Linked DNA regions of Mus musculus: all the other regions are linked to region 1. Evidence: chromatin loops called from intact Hi-C (ENCODE). Cell type or tissue: left cerebral cortex. All regions are shown on one strand.

What was found. Peaks named below come from ENCODE experiments on the same cell type or tissue, not always from the same donor. Only the 100,000 strongest peaks of a DNase experiment are listed, where the experiment ranks them.
Region 2: a loop joins it to region 1, with 4 times the contacts of the local background. A loop is called at or near these places in 26 of 42 quality-filtered maps.
Region 3: it touches region 1 in a loop (2.3-fold over the local background); 8 of 42 quality-filtered maps call a loop at or near these places.

Annotation. Positions count from the first base shown.
Region 1 is chr3:144,718,131-144,723,130 of GRCm38, reverse strand. Sh3glb1 (SH3-domain GRB2-like B1 (endophilin)) reads left to right here and starts at 2,796. Exons shown (of 9, transcript NM_019464.3): 1 at 2,796-3,149. The coding sequence starts at 3,078. In left cerebral cortex, a CTCF peak has its summit at 2,578; DNase peaks (open chromatin) are centred at 3,567, 3,802, 4,271, 4,483 and 1 more place; H3K4me3 peaks cover 2,987 bases; H3K27ac peaks cover 2,945 bases.
Region 2 is chr3:144,450,998-144,455,997 of GRCm38, reverse strand. Hs2st1 (heparan sulfate 2-O-sulfotransferase 1) reads left to right here. Exons shown (of 7, transcript NM_011828.4): 3 at 1,961-2,046. Among named protein-coding and RNA genes, the nearest start is that of Gm43707, 59 kb to the left of the region's middle. In left cerebral cortex, a CTCF peak has its summit at 2,175 (motif pointing left); DNase peaks (open chromatin) are centred at 380 and 2,161.
Region 3 is chr3:145,113,856-145,118,855 of GRCm38, reverse strand. It overlaps Odf2l (outer dense fiber of sperm tails 2-like), which reads right to left and starts at 267. Exons shown (of 17, transcript NM_001162538.1): 1 at 74-267. Gm40163 (a long non-coding RNA gene) reads left to right here and starts at 443. Exons shown (of 2, transcript XR_867692.2): 1 at 443-513; 2 at 1,741-2,034. In left cerebral cortex, no CTCF peak of the experiment used is centred here; DNase peaks (open chromatin) are centred at 307, 957, 1,826 and 2,923; H3K4me3 peaks cover 1,063 bases; H3K27ac peaks cover 984 bases.

The DNA.
Region 1 (5,000 bases):
AGAGGACGTTTTTATTGTCCCAGGAGCGAGAGGGTCAAGTGTACACAGGATGGGAAGGGCCTTTCCGTGCTCCCTTCCCCAGAAACGAACAGAACAGTTGTCTGGGCTGAGCAGGACCCCAGCACCTAGGAGACTAGGCAAGAGGATTACACTGTCGGGTCCAGGCTAAGCCAGAGAGACGCTGTCTCCAAAGCAGACAAATAAATAAAAAGAGAAAAAAAGAAAAAAAAAGAAATATTCATACAAAGCAACTGTATGCCCCCTCCCCAGTACCCTCTCCCACCTGTCCCTCTGTCTGTCCATCCCCCATTCTCTCACCCTGTTGCTCTCATGCTTACATTTAGACCTGTGTCACACATGCTTCATCTATATTTACAGAGAGAGAGAAACAAATGTTACCACTGGCTAACTCTGAGTATCTGAGTGACTGGCAGCTCTCATCCCGCTGCATTTCTGTGCTATTTGGGTATTTTAATGGCCATACATTGAAGCCATTAAATCAGTAAAGTATTTGTCTTAAAATCCAAAAGTGATGTAAGCCAGAAACGTGATGTGCATGTGGGCATGTATACACACATCATCTAAGACACATCCATGTCAGACAAACCTATACACAGACAGAAACTGAAAACACAAGCAGCAGAGAAAGCTACAAATTCAAAGTCAACACCTCAGCCAACAAAGCACACATATAGTGGAGAGTCGGCAAAGGACCAGAGTTCAGTTCTCAGTGATCCTGGGTGGGAAGTAACCATGGGAAGCTACAGGGTCTATAGCTATGCTGATTTCTCCTCTGGCTTCTGAGTGCATCAGGCACACAAGTGGTCCGTGGACATATATGCAGGCAAAATACTCAAATACAGATTTTTTTTTAAATCTTTCTACAGCGTATAACGTACAGATACTCTTGTTCCCTATTAATATATAGTAAAATCCTCACAAATAATCCAACTTTTAGTTTTTGTCTATAATGGCATTAAATAGCAAAAAATACTGTCACAGGCCAAATGATAGACAACAGAAGAAACCACGGTTTGTTTTATCTCCTTTTAACAGGGTCGACGTGCACCCATCCACTCCACCCCCGTTTTTCCTGTTTTCTTTTCTTTCAGTTGGGACTGGAACCAATGGCCTAACACTTACACTTGGAAAATTCTACCCACTGAGCTCCAGCCTCAGAACTTCCTCCCGATTTTTTAAAATTATATAGACCTAAAGCCTGCAGAGAGGTTCCAGAGATCGTAAGACTCCTTTCGTTCTTGCTTGATAGCAGCAAAGCAAATGTCAACAGCTGCGTCTCCTGTAACTATTCTCTCCTTCTTCGATAGCACAAGCTCTGTCTTGTCTAAGACAACAATACGTACTGTTAAAGACAAGACCTACCATTCTCTCACAAATGCTCTTAGTTTTTTTTAACAGAGCACATTGCATTTATTCGATCGAACTGCCATTGTGAGGACCTAAATGGCCCAGTTCTCACTAACGATGTGAAAATGAAAGTTTACGAGCTGGGGGTTATGGAATGCTTGTTTTAAAGGAGAAAGGGACACTGAGCTGGTGTGTACTTTTGCCTCTCCCCTTCATTTCCTTTCTAATGTGAGAACATATGTGTGATATCTAGAGGTTCCAGAGGCATCTTGAAACACCAAAATGAAAGTTACATGATAAGACCTGTAAAACAGGATCTATTGGACAGTGGTTTGGTCCCCAGGATAAAGGAAGTGGGGAGAAGAAAAAGGAGGGAGGAACAAGAAAGAAAAACAAAGACAGGAGGGTGATGGGTTTGAAGCGGTCTTTGGATACCTGAAGCCAGGCTAGGTCGCATGAGGCCTTTTCTCAGAAAACAGAAACTAAATTAGCTGAGTGTAGTGTGGGTGTCTGGGTGGGTGGGTGTGGGGGGAAGGGCTCATGCCTTTATCACACAGCTAAGAGTTGGAAGGTTGAGGCCCTGCCAGACAGTAGGTACTCAGGAGTGAAGGAATGTATAACCGGATAGGAACCTTGTCTTTCTTCTCCATTGTCTCTCTGAAATGCTCTTATATACCTTCCCAGGGGATGGGAGATACTTTCTAAATATGCCTCAGATGACCACCAGCCACCAAAGGGACTGAACCCTTCAGCACCTACTCAATGCCTCACACACAATAGGTCCTCAACAGTGAGTCAAAGTATAATAGGGTAGGGGACAATGAAGACAATCCCGTTCAGCAAAGATTGGCTAGGTGTCTACCCAAGCCATAGGTAGCCTTTGACCCCAGACCCAATACAGGAAATCCGGGCCAATGATTCTATAGTGTCAGTTCTGTTTCCTTTTAAGGAACGTTTTGTCCATGCTTTTCTAAGGAACTTTTGTCCGGGCGATTCTGTCACAGACACTCACTGAGATGCTGTGGGAGGGAATCAGGGTGAGAGCCCAGGAGGCTCTCGTTCTGGTAAGAACTTCCACTGATGCTCTGACACTGGCTTGGTGCTTAGTGAGCTGTCAGGAGAGCCTCAGCCGCGGCTCCACCCAGTGGTGAATCCTCGGCCACCCTGCAGGGGTCGCTGTTCCCATGAGAACCTCTGCAGCGGCTCCACCCAGTGGTGAATCCTCGGCCTCCCTGCAGGGGTCGCTGTTCCCATGAGAACCTCTGCAGCGGCTCCACCCAGTGGTGAATCCTCGGCCACCCTGCAGGGGTCGCTGTTCCCGCGAGGACACCCCCGCCCCCCACCCCACGCCATCGGTGAGGCCACGCCCCCCTCCCGGCCGGCTGTTTTCCGCCGCGGTTGCACAGTCGCCGGGCGGCGGGGCGGGGCGGGGCCTTCCTCCGGACGCGACCTCGGTCCCCGTGGCTCGCAGCTGCTCGGCGACGCGACAGGCCCAGCGTGTGAGCGGAGAGGCGCGCGCTCGCGGGCGCCCGCCCTCTTCCCTCCCCCGCCTCCCCGCCAGGAAACGACAGCTGCGCGGGGCTGGCGCCGCCTCCCGCCACCTACCACGTCCGCCCCGCCGTCGCCGTCGCCCGGCGCCCCAGCCCGGCCGCGGCGCTCCCCGCCTCCCCGCTAGCGCAGCCGGCGGCTCTGCCCGGCTGCCGCCCGGCATGAACATCATGGATTTCAACGTGAAGAAGCTGGCGGCCGACGCGGGCACCTTCCTCAGCCGGGCCGTGCAGGTACGGCGGCGGCGGTTGGGGCCGGGCGGGGTGGTGGCGCCGGGGAGGGCGAGCGGAGGGCGGGTCGGGGACGGCGTCGCCCTGGTACCCAGGCCTGCCGATGGGCGCGGCCTGGCGCCCCTGCCCCGCTGGCCGTTTCCGCCTCGCTCGCCCGGCCGCCGCCGCCCCGCGCCCCGGCAGGCGAGTCGGGACGCGGCCCAGGGCGGACACCTTGGGTTCACCCCGGGGCGGAGGCCTCGGTGCCCCAGCCGGCGAGGCAGGGCACGCCGAGCACCTTGGCGCCACCCCCACCCTCCGCTGCGCTCGCTCTCGCCCTCCGGGCCGCGTCCGACCGAGAAGGGAGTTTCCTTTTCCTGCCCCTCAACGCAGAGGAGCTGCCAGCTCAGTTCCCACCAGCCCTCGCTGCTGCCCCTTGGAAGGATTGTCCCAGAGCTTAGCAGCCCGTGGGGGAGATGGAGATTGCCTGTCCCTGTCGGTGTCCCAGCTTCACCAAGGACGCAGGACACCTAGGATTAGGGGTGCCCTGACGCGTTCCCCAGATGGGCTATATAGAGCAGGGGTGAGAGGAGGACGCGATTCACGTTGTTGTCACATTGGAGGGGACCGGGCACGCTTGGCTTCAGGCGCACTTGGAAGGGAAAAGTTCACTGCGTCTCCTTATTCTGTGATTAAGGAAGTGTCAGCAATAGGGAACTTGGGCAGATTTTTTACAGTCAACACCCACATTATGCAAACTCAGTTAAATCTCGGAGCAGATGTCAATTTCACAACGTGGCTTGTAAACAATCTGGTATTGAAGTTAGTGACATAGGGTAGCAGCAGCCCTCTGTTCCGGAAAGAGAAAACAAAAGTAATGTCCCATGTGCCAAAATCCCACCGAACTATAAATCTCACGTGTGCTGCTTTATTTCTTGATTCATTTCATTTTACTGGCACTGTGAATATCATATTTCGTTATCCTTGGCAAAAGAATCGGACAGTTCCCCAGGGTAATGACTGCCTATCTTATGAAAAATAGTATGACGAGCAGTTTACTGTGCATTGAACGTACTAGCTGCAGCCCATCTCTGTCACTTTGCCAGAGAGGCATTGTTCGCCCTCCCTTAAAAAGGAAGCAGTCTTAGAGAGGGTAAATAAACTGGCTTGACTTGCTTGGCTAGCAGACAACCAAAGTTGCCCTCTGACCCACTACTTACTATACTAGAGGCTGCGTTTTCCCTCAGAATGATCATCACGGGGTTAAGATATGTAAAATAGCAATATGATGTGGCCCCAAGAGAACTTAAAGATCATTTGGTAAAATCTGAACTCTTACCAACAGTGAGTAACGCTTAGGGATGGGAGATTCCACCTCGCTTTTGATTCCCTGGACCAGTGCACTGTGTGAGAAGCTCACAGCCATACTCGCCCCTTAATCCTCCTTCCTCCCCAGAAATGTGTGATTCAATAATTGGGGGATGAGATGAGGTGTTTTTAGACTTAACATTAACTCAGTAGAGGAGCCGAGGCTGTGGTAAGTTTTGTTTAGTGTTGCTTACCTGTTACTCCAGGTATTTAATGTGACAGATACTACATAATCCACAGTTTAATACAATTATGTGTCTCAATCAGACACAAAATACATAATTCAATCTAAATTATTGAAAGACTCAATTTTAGAAAGTAAAGCTAGAAATTTTCATAAAAATTATACTTCCCCAATGAATTTTAGTTTCTAATTGTTTCTGGTGCTTTTTTACCGAAAAGGTTTTTAAGTTGTATCCTAACGTGTAAGCTGGCAAATAATTTTCTCTTCAGTCTTATTCAGTTCTATGTTCCATGTTTAGCTTCACTGATTAAAATAAAATCAGA
Region 2 (5,000 bases), 270 kb after region 1:
ACCCCAGCTCTGCGAGGGGCGACCCTGTACTCACCCGCAGTCACACTTATATTGCACAAACCCACACATTAAAATTGAAAGAGAATTTTAGATACTTGACTAGCTTATATGTTTTTATTTGAACAAGCTTATATATCCACCTTTAAAAATCTTACAATCATCTTTAGTCATTTTGTTAGTCGTATTTCAATTTGCTGAGGTATAAAGAAGAATGTCCTTTAAGTGATTGCTTTTCGAATGCTGTGTCAGAGAAAATATGTAATATATAGAATGAGCTGGTATGGTGGAACTCTGTATGCCCAGGCCTTGGGAGGCAGTGGCAGAAGGACCAAGAATGTGACGTCACCCTAGATGTGCTGGGCGTGAGGCTAGCCAGGGGTATGAATCTCTGCTTGTATAATACATGTATTCATATGCACACAGAAAGAATTCTTTAGATTGGAATGTTGCTTGCTTTTTCAGTGTGTATTTTTGATAGGGGGTGTATTTTTTCTGTGTGCTGGCTATTTGTATGTCAACTTGACTTAAGGTTGGCTCATCTGGGAAGAAATCTTAATTAAGAAAACACCTCCAGAGGCAGGCGGATTTCTGAGTTGGAGGCCAGCCTGGTCTACAGAGTGAGTTCCAGGACATCCAGGGCTACACAGAGAAACCCTGTCTCGAAAAATCCAAAAAAAAAAAAAAAAAAAAAGAAGAAAGAAAGAAAAGAAAAGAAAAGAAAAGAAAACGTCTCCATAGGATTGGCCTGCAGGGAAAGGGAAAGCCCACCTTGAACAGGTGGTCCAGACTGTTTAACAAACTGAACATGTCATGAGGAACAAGCCAAGAAGTAGTATTCTTCAGGCCTCTGCATCAGTGCCTGCCTTGTTTGTTCTCTCAGTGACTTTTCTTGAGGCTGGACTGTCAGTGAAATAACCCTCTCTCCTGTGTTTGCTTATGGTCATGGTGTTTTCTCACAGCAATAGAAAGCCTAAGGAAGACAGCAGGGTCCTCTAGAGAAACAGTAGGAAGAAAGAAGACACACACATTTTACATTTGTATTATGGATGTGCATTATAGTTAAGGGGAGTGGTTTGGAGTGGATCAGGGATCAGTGGTTAAGAATACTTGTTCTTTAGATAACCTGAGTTTGGCTCCCAGCACCCCCTGTGGGCAGCTCATATCACCCATATCTCCAGCTCCATATCTTATGGCTTCTGTACATATATGTATAGAAACCTGCAGATACATGCACACGCGTCCATATAAGTAACCTTATAAAAGAGAGCGAGTGTTAGAATGTCTTGCACAGTGCTGTCTGGGTAGTCCAACAAGGGCTACCTTCACACTGAAGCCACAGAGAACCCTGAAACTGCCTAGTGCACAAGGCTCAGGGCCTCAGGAGCCCCAGTCTGGCTCTGAAGGTCTGGAGAGTTCCTGAAGAGCAACTTACCGTCAGTTCAAGTTTGAAGCCCGAAGAACCCAGGTTCTAATGGAGCAGCGGCTGCAGCGGTGCAGACAGCTATAAGATAAATGAACTCTGTCAAGGTGCAAAGATAAAGGGGCAAATACCACCTTTCCCCGGCCCTCCTTCCATCTGTGTATCCCTCCTTCATCTGTACCTCGTGCAGCTCGTCCCACTGCAGACAAGCTCATCACGAAGTCTCTTGCAGCTGTGCCAGCCGCTTATCTCTTATTGATTGTAACGCAGTGAAGATGGCAGTGATGATTTGCCCTCATGGGGGTGAAGTACACCCCTGCGTCCACCTCCCGCCCTGTGTAGACTGTGTATACTGCACTGGTCATGGCCGTGGTAAAGTAGTGCGTTCAGACTCCACTGACTGCTCTTACTTCAAACTGGCCTTCCAGCCCCATGAATGCGGGGACTGGGTCCCGTTCCTGAGTGGGAGGTCTTTTGTTGATGACAGAGTCTGCTTTCTTTCCATTGCAGTGAGGTAATGAGAATGTCCTCCTCTTTTAGGTGCGCTTTGTGAAGAACATAACCACCTGGAACGAGATGAAGCCAGGCTTCTATCACGGACACATCTCTTACTTGGATTTTGCAAAGTAAGTAGCATCCAGAATGATGTACTGAAGAGTGCTTTGTCTGTCCTCTGCCTGTGAGCAGTGTTAGACACACTGACAGGCCACTTGTACACTGATGATTTAAATATTCCTTCCAGTGCTTTACTGCCCTCTAGTGGTCATAAAAGGACACGTCTCGAGCTAATTATGACAGTTCACATTCTGTTATGTTAGGGACTTGTGGCAGTTTCTCACCTGTACTGGAGGCCGGCTGATTACTCCACGAGTGTGCGGTCAGTCAAATGGGCTCACCAGGTCACTGACAGAGAACAGAGAAACCCCCCTCAGTTTCTGGTACCCTAATATGCTTTTCCTCGAACCACTGTGTTTCAGCTTTGAAATTATGAGATATAAGGGGAGACTTTTTAAAAACTAAGAATTTTCTTTTATGTTTGAATATGATTGTATAAGTCACGGTAATTTTGTCTTAATTCTCTTAAAGAAAAGTTCAAAAGACTGCAGAATACACAGTGTTCAAGCATTCTGTGGCCCCCTTGGGAGCCCTTGCATCTTTAAAGAGTAATCAGAAAATTGGTTAAAAGGAATAGTCTAAACATAAGACCCGTTTGAACATTCTCCATGGAGCACATGGCGCTGTTACAATAAAAGCCCACACGCACGTGCTCTGCTGATAACCCTCTGCTGACTTCAGAGACGACGGAAAGTGACTGTCCACAGTGGGCATGCGCAGCCTGGTTCTACCTTAGCAGCGGTGTCTGCTCTAAGAGAAGCTCGCTCTGTCTCGGTTTCACTTTTTAGGTTGGAAAAGGAAAAGGACAGAACAGCGTGCCGTAGGGTCAGACAGTGGGACATCCTAGCTTCTCTGGAAATCATATAATTAAAGAATTGCCTGAATATTACACAATAAAGTGATATATCTTGATTTCCCTCATAATCCCTAAGATCTTTTAGTAACATTGTAACTTTCAAGTTAAGTGTACAGTTTTCTATAAATAATTCATACTGCAATATTGAAAGCATTTTATAGGCGGCTTTAAAATAAACTAAAAATTCTCTCTGCAGAGGCCCTGAACCAGTTTCCTAGACTTCATTCACATGTGCGTGTTCCCTGAGGGCTACGCTACCCTTCACTCAGAGTGTCTTACCTTTCACCTAGTGGTCTGGGGCTTTTCTTTCTCTACATGGCCTGGATTCTAATACTGTAGGTTTTCATTATTAAAGTTATACATTGAGTGCCTTGGCTTTGGGCACAGTCTTGTATGTAGAACAAGGCTCTGATGTTCACCGAGGTACTTGAACTTGAAACGGATAAAGCATTTTAAAGAATAATCTTATTAAACACTGACAGCCACACTGGGTTTGAATATTTTCATAGTGGCTCATGTTACTGGAAATAATAATATATTGTAAAAATTTTAATAGAATGACAATTTTAAATAAATAGCTAAATGGAATCAGTTAGAGGAAGTTGTTTGATGTGTTCTACTGTATACAGTCAAGAAATATTGTAGATGTGACCATTCCTTAGCTTGATAGTCATAAACTCCATGATTGAGGAAGGAAGAGAGAAACATCATTTGCCAATTTAGAGTACCTTATTCTTCAAAACATGTTATTGAACTGAGTGTGGTGGCGTATACCTGTAATTTTAGTTACCAAGGAGACTGGTACAGGAGGATTACATGTTTGAAGCCAGCCCAGACAACTTAGCGAGATCCTATCTCACATTTTAAAGTGAGGGTTTAGGAAGACGGCTCCATGGGTAAAATTGCTTGGATCACAATTGTGAGGACCCAGGTTTGAATCCCTCGAACCCATGTGGAAACCAGGTATGTAGCTCAGGCATCTACATATGGTCCCAGCACTCATGGAGAGATGTAGGGGACAGAGGCGGCTCACCAGCCAGTGACTGCTGGCAGCAGCAGTAAAACCCTGTCTCAAAGGAGTGGGAAAGGAAGGATGACAGGAAAGATCGTCCTCTGACCACCGTACACCGTGACACATGTACTCCTGTGTTCACACGCACAGCAAATGCACAACACAGCTAAATGATTTTTTGAGTAAAAACATGTCTCTTGAGCTGTGGCTCTGTAGTAGAATAGTCACCTAGTTAGGATAGAAGCCCTGGGTTTACTCAGTCCCTGTACCACCACACACAAAATACTATATGTGGGTGATTAAGAGCACTGGCTGCTCTTCCAGAGGATGTGGGTCAGGCTCCCAGCATCCACGTTGTGCCTCACAGCCAGACATGGTACACAGACATTCATTCAGGCAAAACACCTTACACATGAAATAAAGAAGGTCTCAAGAAAGGGCAGAGAAGGAAGTACAGGTTCCTGCGTCCTTGGCTCGGTGTGATTCCCTAAGTTACTTGCTGTAACTTAGAAAAAATGGTAAATTCGTGGGGGGGGGGAAAGATGTTTAATTTTCCAATTTATTAGACAGATAATAAAAATTGAAACATAGTTGAGTTTTCTGGAGACTCAGGGAAAGAATGTGGAAAAACAACAAGTGAAAGATCCTTTGTGTTTGTACACTCTAGTACAGACGTCTCGATCAAGTCCTGCCTTTGTATTTTCTCTACAGTATTAGGATAGAAGAAGAGAAATGTCTTTTTACCTAGCGGCTTTGATTGGGGTTCTATCATGTGCCCTTTGTTTTAGCCTTGTGGTTTCCTGAAGCACCTCTAAGTGCTCAGTCCTTGTTTGTTTTCTTCCTAGTGATAAGCAGTCTTCAGAGAGTTGAGCGATGACAAATTAATGCCATTGACTTTAACATTCCTTTATATAGGGTGGACATTTTCAAGATGCCAGGATTAATATCAAATTGAATAGTTGTAGTTCTTGACTAAGGATAGGTTCATCAAAACCCCCTTTCTTTCTGGAGTGAAGAGACTATGCCTTACTAAAATAGACAGTATTTATAACGGTCCTATATAAATGTATGTTGTTCATGTATCAGTAGCATTTATT
Region 3 (5,000 bases), 400 kb before region 1:
CACCCCAGACTCGCGCCCGCCCGCCCGTCCGCCCGTCGCCCTGACGTCATCCCCCGCCGCCGCCACTACCTACAATGGCCGGAGGCCTCTCTGAGGCCTGCCCGGCCCTGGGTCACTGCAGCAGGCGGAGAGTGCAGAGAGAGTAGGAGGCCAGAGGGAAGGGCAGGGAGCGCGGGGAGAGAAGCTGACGAGTCACCAGAACAGGCAGCGGCGGCCTGAGCGCGTCCACCTTGGAGCTCAACGTTGCTAGTAACCGGCCTGCGGTTTCTGTGGAAACGGACGCCCCGCCCTCATCGGCCCGCTCCGACGCAGCTAATTGGTCGGGAGCTCTAGAGCGCGAGCGCCGTTCCTGCTGTGATTGGAGGGAGTGAGGGGGCGTGGCCGGCGGGGGGTTGTCTCTGCTCTGGTTTCTCTAGTGAGATTTTTCAAAAGCTTTAGCTTTGAGAAAAGGCGTAGCTTTTGTGCGTCGCTGACCGAAAATCTCAACCGCTCTCATCCTAGCAGGGAAGGAAGGTCCGTTCCGAGTCTCTTGACACTGGATCGAAAAATGACTTCCCTGCTTTTGCCCTTTTTTGTAGCTAGGATTTGAAAAAACCCAAGACAGAAAAACCTTTCCAGTGTATGGCATTATCCCCCACAGGAGTTTTTCTTCTTTAAAAACATAGTCAGCAGGTTCTCCAAAATGTCGTTCAAGTCCTCCTAAGTCCTTAGATAAAGCTGCTGTGCTTTCTAAACTGCTGAACCGGCCAAATGAGATCTTGGTAGGACCTAGTAGTGGTTTTTTGTTTGTTTATTTTGTTTTGTTTTGTTTTCCTTATGAGATTTTGGGAGTTTTGTCATTGTTCTTGGAATGTTTTCATGCACCTCCCAGGTGTAGTAGATAGGAGTGAGTTTACGTCCGAGTTTTTGTACAACTGGCTATTATCCATTTATTTGCCTCTATGGGAAACAAACAAACAAACATGTTTTTGCCGCGTGCACCTTGTCCTTCTTATATACTCAAGTGACCTTTCTTAGCACTCAGGGTATACACTGTCTGATGCTCTGAATAAAGTTGGCTATTGCATGCGGCGTTAGTCTGCCTCGTTCCTCCGCTCCACTCCCTCAGGTTCCACCACAGGAAGAGATATAAAAATGAACAGCATATCGAAGCAGCGCATACTTCTAGTAGATAGAGTAAAATGGTAGCTATGGGAAATGTCAGCTAGGAGCTGAACTGTCGGCCCTTCAGTATGGCTAGTACAAGCTCTTCAGAGCCAGATGCTGTGCTTCTTAGGGAGTTTCCATAGGGAGCTGTTCGCCTAGGTGAGGAAAATGAAAATACATGTTTATGAAATATTCTATAAGAAAGTCATAAATAGCAAGTTTGTTTATAATAGCTAAAAATGGCAAGTAGATTGAATGTTTACCAGCAGGAAAATTGATTACATATTCAATACAATGGAATGATATTCCACAGTCAAAAACAACAAGCCACTTCAATATGCACCTTCTGCATAAGTAGCTTGAAGCTCTTCTCTCTGTTGCCTGGGACATTCAATATGGACATGCTGGGTACATGAGCAGCCATGGATAGACTGGTAATAGACGTCTTAATTCAGCCTTGTATAAGAAAGTAGCGTAGGCTGAGTTGTTTAAAGAACAGAAACATATTTATCACATTTCTAGAATCTCAGAAGACCCAACTCAAGAATCAACCAATCTGGCTGCTAGTGAGTTGTCTGTTCCTAATGCTTACAGATGGTTGGAAGCCTCCTTGCTGTATTCTCACTTGAGCAAGAAGCAAGATCTCACCTACCTCCTGTAAGGACACAGATCTCATCATGAGGACTCTACTCCTGTAACCCAATCAGCCTGCCAAGGCCTCCACTCCAAGTGCCTACACACTGAGGGTTAGTGGGAGGAAGGGACACACTCATTCCACAGCAGGGAGCTGCATGCTACTCCTCCCTGGAGAGTGATCGTTCTCTGAAGGCAATTCTCCAAGTACTGACTTAATTGTGGAAAATAAAGATTTTTATTATCTTCCCACTATCACTTCTCAGCATATTTAATCATATATGTAAGCTGCTTTTACCTGATTATGGCTGTCAAAGAATGGTAGGTAAATGCCAAAAGAGGTTTTTGTAACTGAAAGCAGAAAAGGTGGGAGTTTAAAAATAAAAACATGTAATTTTAGATACTGGAACTTCAATATATTGACTTTCTCCTCAGCCTAGTAAGTAATTTACAATGCAAGAGTCATTGCTACGATGTTATAACAATGCAAGAAGAGATAAATCACGAATGTCACATGGTTTATGACATAAAAACTCATTCTTTTATCCTTGAATGAAAAAGGATAAAATGATCCTTGAAGTCCTCTCCCCAATTTAGCAGTTGTCCAAAACTATCACTTTACAAAGAAACTAACATTTTGATATTTTAAATGTTTGATTTTGACCTAGATGTGTCTGTCACTGCCTTTTTCTAATTATTGTATTTAATAAACAACTATAGTGTTACATGAAAGAATTAATTAGATTTCCTATCTATGTAACTATAAGAATTCCTATTCAAATCAGTCCCATTGCTTTCTTTTTTAAATCCCCCCTTTTTTTTTTGTGCATGTATCTGTGCATGTGGACAGGTAGAGGCCATGATGGTGGAGGCAGGACAGCTTTCAGGAGTGGGCTATCGCCCTGGGCTCTGCTGAGGCAGGGCCTCTCTCTCCATGTTCACTGCCCATAATGCACCTCAACCCCCAATTGACACTCTCTTGCAGCAGGTGGTTTCTTGCACTCCCTTGCCATCTCCCTGGCCCAATCCAGCTATAGTCTAACTAAAAGAGCACTGTAAAAAGCTCTGTGATAAAGGAGACATGTTAAGCATTCTTAAGCTGTTCTCGGTCTCTCTTGGGAAACAGAAAAAACTTACAGAGGATGCAGTGAGAATTGCTGAGTAATAAGGAATAAAGAAAAGCAACCAAAGCTGCTGCCTACGCTGTTAAAATAACCACAGTAGTGAGTTATTCAAGAAAACTGGAAAAAGATAAAAGAAGAGAAAGAAAGCATATCACATGTAGTGTTAGAGTCTGCAGGATACAGGAAACCTTGGCTGTAACCAGTTAGAAGGAAAAGAGATTTGCACTCATCAGCCACAGTAAAAATAAAATAAAATAAAATAAACCTTGGTGTTTTATATCAGATTCAGAAAGGGAGAAATAGAAATGAGTTGGCCTGAGCTTTGAAGTGCCACCACTGGGAAAGCAGGGATGAGGCAACTAAGGGGACGAGGGAAAGTAAGAAGTCACCAACCCAAGGATCCCATGTGCCTCTTCTGCTAATTCAGAATAAAAACACAATCAGAACCTGAAGTTGCTTACAGAGATGGTGGCTGCTCACCTAAGACAGCAGCTGGCCTCTGCTTCCATCCCCACCCATGGGTTTCTCTGGCCCGTTGTCCACACAGCACCTAGAGTGCTCCTGATAAGGGAGCAGCACAAAGCCACAGCTTTCCCATATCATGAACTGCAGTCTATGCATCTGGCCTCACAGGATCAGTGCCTCCCAAGTTCCCCCATGCCACAGTGCCCTCTAGCCTTGAGACCTCTCCACTCCTCTCAGTCCTATGCATCCCTGTCCTTCCCTCCAGTTGTAGCAGGTCTCAGGCCCCATCTCTCCTATAAGACACTTCTCTCAGATATCGGCATGATTATCTGAGACTCGCTAGGATAATCATGAGAGTATCATGATTCGCTAGCCTGATAATCCTACCAGAAGGCTTTCATGGACCACCTAATACAAGTCTGCATTGCCCAACTTCCACCTGTTCCTCTCTCCTTAGCCCTCCAGCATTCCCAACTAGATGCCGAATTTTATATGTTATCTCTTCCATTTTCTTCTGGAGAATGGAGATCTCATGAAAGGAAGACTATGTAGTAATTGACTGCTGTCACTCATCGCTAACAGTGACTAGGTCTGGTAAGAACCTGCCGTTAACAGTTTCAATAATGCCAGCAAATTTTATTTTTAACGAACAAAAAGGATTTATGGGAGCAATTCCCTGCATTAATGAGACTCATCTCTGAGAGTTACTGACTGGAAGCTATGTGTTGAAAATTACTAGAAAATGAAAGACGTTGAAAAGACTAATGTGTCCATTTAAAAGGAAAACAAGTACACTGACTTTGAAGTATGGTTTTAGTAATGTAGAAGTACACTAAGGATAGAGTTTTATGGCAGACAGGAGAGCTGGCCCCACCCCTCACTGGCTGCAGCAGTTAGGAGACCAGGAGAGCAGGACTTGACCTCACCTGGGCAGCACAGCAGAGCAGCTGGAGCTGAAAGTATAATGTAAAAACAAAATTCTAGGCCTTTAGGCCCAGGCTTGGGAATGTGACCTCTGTGACTCAATGCTCCAAGGTATGCTAATCATAAAACAAATAGCGACATTCCTCCACCCACCCGCTTCCTGGGTTCAAAGAGTGTCCATTCAAAGAATGTGCTATTGTTAGGGGCTCTTAGAAACTGTCTTGAGAGATAACCGGAACAATTACCAGGTATTCCTTGTGACTCTTGTGACTTTGCACTTCCTTGGGACTCTTAACTGGTATCTTTGGTATTTTCCAACAACGCCCTCCCCACTTCCTTGAGTTGTGGTTTCTTCCTTTAAGTACTCCTGTTATTAGACGCGTTCTCACGACCGGCCAGGAAGAACACCACAGACCAGAATCTTCTGCGGCAAAACTTTATTGCTTACATCTTCAGGAGCCAGAGTGCAAGAAGCAAGAGAGCAAGAAGCAAGAGAGCAAGAAGCAAGAGAGAGAGAAAACGAAACCCCGTCCCTCTTAAGGAGCATTCTCCTTCGCCTCGGACGTGTCACTCCCTGATTGGCTGCAGCCCATCGGCCGAGTTGACGTCACGGGGAAGGCAGAGCACAAGTAGTCATAAGATACCCTTGGCACATGCGCAGATTATTTGTTTACCACTTAGAACACAGCTGTCAGCGCCATCTTGTAA